2 separate regions of the Homo sapiens genome follow, and region 1 is linked to region 2. A link is a loop called in an ENCODE intact Hi-C map of the cell type or tissue named here. Cell type or tissue: PC-3. All regions are shown on one strand. Region 1 has its middle 6.5 kb from the start of EIF3B. Region 2 overlaps MAD1L1 (mitotic arrest deficient 1 like 1).

Region 1 (2,500 bases), 120 kb after region 2:
CAGAAGTTCAAGACCAGCTGGGGCAACATAGCTAGACACCCTCCGCCCCCACCATCTCCACAAAACAATAATAATAAGAGCCTTTGGGCTGGGCGCAGTGGCTCACGCCTGTAATCCCAGCACTTTGGGAGGCCGAGGCTGACGGATCACCTGAGGTCAGGAGTTTGAGACCAGCCTGGCTAACACGGCGAAACCTGTTTCTAATAAAAATACAAAAATTAGTCAGGCTTCGTGGTGGGCGCCTGTAGTCCTCAATCCTCAGGAGGCTGAGACAGGAGAATCGCTTGAACCTAGGAGGTGGAGATTGCAGGGAGCCAAGATAGCACCACTGCACTCCAGCTTGGGCGACAGAGCAAGATGCTGTCTCAAAAAAAAAAAAAAAAAAAGAAAAAAAAAAGAGCCTTTGGCTGAAGGCAGTAGGCGGCAGGGAAAACCAGGAGGAAACCAGCATGGTCAAACGAGACAGGGAAGTTCAGATGATTTGGGGCCACACTGGATTCTTTTTTTTTTTTTTTTTTGCTCATTTTATTTTCTTTTGCTTTGTTTTGTTGAGATGGAGTCTTGCTCTGTCACCCAGGCTGGAGTGCAGTGGTGTGATCTCGGCTCACTGCAACCTCCACCTCCCAGGTTGAAGCAATTCTCCTGTGTCAGCCTCCCAAGTAGCTGGAATTACAGGCGTGTGCCACCACAGCCAGCTAAGTTTTGTATTTTTAGTACATGGGGTTTCGCCATATTAGCCAGGCTGGTCTGGAACTCCTGACCTCAGGTGATCTGCCCGCTTCGGCCTCCCAGTGTTGAGATTACAGGCGTGAGCCACCACGCCTGGCCCACACTGGACCCTTTGAATCCATGGATGCCTCTTTGCGTCTCCAAGTGCCCTGCGAGATTGGACATAGACCGGTTTATGTAGAACATCCTGGAGAAATTACTGAGATACTGAGAAACTTGCTGGAGAGAAAGCTGCTTTTTCGGCTTCCTACTATGTAAGGAATTTAAAAAAGAAACTAAGTAAAAAAAGCAAGCCTAGTTCACACACTGAAAAGGGCGGGCTAAGATCGCCATCTGTAGGTGAATCGTTTCTTCTGCCAACTCGAATTCTGTCCACAGTTCCTGACACCTAAATGGGTCCAAGCTACCTAGCTCCCCCTCTAGCCTGCACGCTCCACCCAGGAAGGACAAGGCAGAGGCTCTGGCGAGTACAGTATCTTTTTCTTTTCTTTCTTTCTTTTTTTTTTTTTTTTTTTTGAGACAGAGTCTCGCTCTGTCGCCCAGGCTGGAGTGCAGTGGCGCGATCTCGGCTCACTGCAAGCTCCGCCTTCCGGGTTCACGCCATTCTCCTGCCTCAGCCTCCCGAGTAGCTGGGACTACAGGCGCCCGCCACCAGGCCCGGCTAATTTTTTTGTATTTTCAGTAGAGATGGGGTTTCACCGTGTTAGCCAGGATGGTCTTGATCTCCTGACCTTGTGATCCACCCGCCTCAGCCTCCCAAAGTGCTGGGATTACAGGCGTGAGCCACCGTGCCCGGCCCAGTATCTTTTTCAGGGTTACCCAGCCAGTGGCCAGGCGCGGTGGCTCACACCTGTAATTCCAGCACTCTGAGAGGCGGGCGGATCACCTGAGGTCAGGAGTTCAAGGCCAGCTGGCCAACATGGTAAAACCCCATCTCCACTAAAAATTAAAAAAAAAAAATTAGACGGGCATAGTGGTGTGCGCCTGTAATCTCAGCTACTGGGGAGGCTGAGGCAGAAGAATCATTTGAACCCGGGAGGCGGAGTTACAGTGAGCAGAGATTGTGCCACTGCACTCCAGCCTGGGCAACACAGTGAGACTCTGTCTCAAAAAAAAAAAAAAAAAAAAAAATAGGCTACCCACAAGTTAGCAAGAGAACTACAACCAAAAAATCATGACTTTCAATTTTTTTTTCTTTAAAAAAATTGTAAAAAAGCCTGGTGAGGTGGCTTACACCTGCAATACCAGCTACTCAGGAGGCTGAGGCAGGAGAACTGCTTGAACCTGGGAGGTGGAGGTTGCAGTGAGCCGAGATCACACCACTGCACTCCAGCCTGGGTGACAGAGTGAGGCTCCGTCTCAAAAACAAAAAAAAAAAAAGTAAAAAAAATGCGTAATATTATAGTAAAGTGTACATAACATAAAATGTACCATCTTAACCACGTTAAAGCATATGGTATATTGGCATAAAGCATGTTCACACTGACGCAGCCATCACCACCACTATCTCCCAAATTATTTTCCTTTTTTAAGTGTTATATTTTTAAATTTGTTATATTTTTAGTTTATTTTTTTCACCCTACCCCCTATATTTTTAATTTAACTTTTTTTTTTTTGAGACAGTTTATCACTCTGTCACTCAGGCTAGAGTGCAGTGGTGTGATCTCGGCTCACTGCAATCTCTACCCCCACCCCATGTTCAAGCGATTCTCCTGCCTCAGCCTCCCAAGAAGCTGGGACTACAGGAGCACGCCCCCACACACAACTAATT
Region 2 (2,500 bases):
GGAATCTCAGTAGTTAGGGAGACTCCTGTGGACTCTCCCTCCCCTTCCCACCAATTCCTCCAGTACTGTCCCTCCTAGGACCCACCCAGGCCATGAGCAAACGCCCCACCTCTCAGGGAAAACAGCTCTCAAAGCAGCAACGGAGCCAACCCTGAGGCAGTGGCCCCCACCCCAGCGGTGCCTCAGTCTCACTGAGCCCACACAACGCACACCGCAGTCAGGATCTGCAGGCCAGGGGCAAGCAATCCAACCAGCATCACACCCCGGAAGACGTGAGCTATTTTTCTAGGGCCCAGGAGAGTGTGTGAATACACCGCATGATGTCAGGGCGGGGCTGGACATCCACCCGCCAAGAGAGGGCACGGAGGCCAGGGAGACTTTCCGCCCAATACTCTGCCTGAACCTTGGCAGCATTTCCACAACTGATCAGCACTGACTGAAACCCTGGCAAAGTGCTGTTAATCAGAGCAGAGGGGATCCGCGCACTCAGTGGAAACCTAATTCCCTCCCCAAGGACAGGGTGTTTTCCCTGCTGCCCTGGGGAGCCAGGAGCAACACAGAGCCGCCATTGAGACCGGCACCCTTTGCTAGGGCCCTCCAACCCCAAGACCCAGCATGGACCCGAGACCCTGATCCACCCCATGACCTCCTAAGCCTGTCACTCCTACACCACTTGGCATTTCTGCCAGACCTGCATTCCAATTCTTCCAGAGGGAAGAGGAAACCAGGAGACCCAGCAAAAGAATCTGTGCCAGCACCGCAGCCTCAATGAACAGACACAGCAAGTGTTCCCATTTCATGCCACCCTCCTCTAGGACATCAAGCATAACTGATACCTGCCCCACAGCATGAGTGGCCTCAGAAGGAATGTCCTGGCAACCATGACACAGGGCGTGTCAGGCTTCCAGCCAGCTGGGTTCTCATTTCCTACGGCCTGGCAGGTACCGTGCACAGCCCCCTTGCTCCCAGGGACTGGGATCTGATTTCTTAAGACCTGGCAGGTACCATGCACAGCCCCCTTGCTCCCAGGGACTAGGATGTGATTTCTTATAACCTGGCAGGTACCGTGCACAGCCCCCTTGCTTCCTGGGGCTGTCTGGGCCGACCCTCGCCCCGCCTGAACCCACCTCGTAGTTCCTGGCACTGGTGCTGGCTGCTCTCTCCAGCTCCACTCGAGCCCTCTTGTGACTCAGCTCCATCTGCATTTTCTCCCGCTCCACCTGGATGAGGTGGGACTTCGAACGGATCTGCTCTGCTCTTTCCTCCAGCTGAGCAGGTCGCACCCAAAGAAAAACAGAATCCTCAGTGACGGCATCAAACCAGGTGAGTGACTCAGTGCAGCAGACACACTCCCTGAGGACCCATTCCCGCAGGTCCCGTGCTAAGTCTTGATGTGGCCCAGCCACTGGGCTCCAGGCTGGGGAACAGGGGAGGGGCAGGAAACGGGAAGGTGAAAAAGCCTGGGAAGAGGAAGACGTCTTTTGAGATGACATTAAGCATATTAGTGAAGGCAACGGCCTCGAATGCCACCCATTTATTTACCAGCCAACGGCTCCGTGGGTCGGAAGTCCAGACGTAGGTGGCTGCATTCTCTGACCAGGGTCTCCCAGACTAAAAATCAATGCAGTCGGCCAGGACATGTTCTCACGTGGAGCTCAGAGATGGAGAATGAGGTCTCCTTCCCGACTGGCTGCCAGCCCAGTACAGCCATCAACTCCTAGGTGCTGCCCACATCCCTTGCCACACGGCCCTCTCCATCTCCAAAGTCAACCACGTCCAATCTCCCTCATCAAATCCCTCTCCTGCTATGTCTCTTGACTGCTCGGCCTCGGACGTCTGGACTCAGACTTAAAGGGCTCAGGTGAGTACATCAAGCCCACCAGGGAGTGGATCAAGCCCACCCACGTAATCTCCCTATCTCAAGGTCAACAGATCTTAGACCTTAATTACATCTGCACAATCCCACAGCAATGAAACCTACTCAGTATTGGACTGAAACCTGGGAGGCAGTAGGAAGGTGAGTGTGCACAAGGAGCCTGGAATCTGGGGGCCCTCTCAGAAGCCTGCCTACCACACAGGGTTAGTGATTACAGGTGAGCTGAGCCTCTGGGGGCCCTCTCAGAAGTCTGCCTGCCACACAGGACTAGTGATTACAGGTGAGCTGAGCTCCTGGGGGCCCTCTCAGAAGTCTGCCTACCACACAGGGCTAGTGATTACAGGTTAGCTGAGCCTCAAAGAGCCCCAGAAGACTTGCCAAATAGTTCCAGAGCCGGCCTTTGGGTACGACCTGCTCAGCTGGAGGAAAAGGCAGAGTCACTGACTCTTCACGTGGCCCAGAGCCTTGCAGTGCAGCATCTCCCGGCACTTAACAAATGCAGAGTCGCAGACTACACCCCAGACCTACTCAGTCAGAATCTTCTCTTTAGGTTGGGTGTGGTGGCTCACACCTGTAATCCCAGTACTTTGAGAGGCCAAGGCGGGTGGATCACTTGAGGCCAGG

What was found. Hi-C counts contacts between places; a loop is a spot of excess contacts. Peaks named below come from ENCODE experiments on the same cell type or tissue, not always from the same donor. Only the 100,000 strongest peaks of a DNase experiment are listed, where the experiment ranks them.
Region 1: a loop joins it to region 2, with 5 times the contacts of the local background. A loop is called at or near these places in 15 of 110 quality-filtered maps.

The regions. Positions count from the first base shown.
Region 1 is chr7:2,347,114-2,349,613 of GRCh38, forward strand. It overlaps a transcript of SNX8 not described here. Among named protein-coding and RNA genes, the nearest start is that of EIF3B, 6.5 kb to the right of the region's middle. In PC-3, a CTCF peak has its summit at 1,063; a DNase peak (open chromatin) is centred at 1,078.
Region 2 is chr7:2,224,283-2,226,782 of GRCh38, forward strand. MAD1L1 (mitotic arrest deficient 1 like 1) reads right to left here. Exons shown (of 19, transcript NM_001013836.2): 4 at 1,128-1,268. Among named protein-coding and RNA genes, the nearest start is that of MAD1L1, 7.4 kb to the right of the region's middle. In PC-3, no CTCF peak of the experiment used is centred here; DNase peaks (open chromatin) are centred at 849 and 1,309; H3K4me3 peaks cover 855 bases; H3K27ac peaks cover 2,362 bases.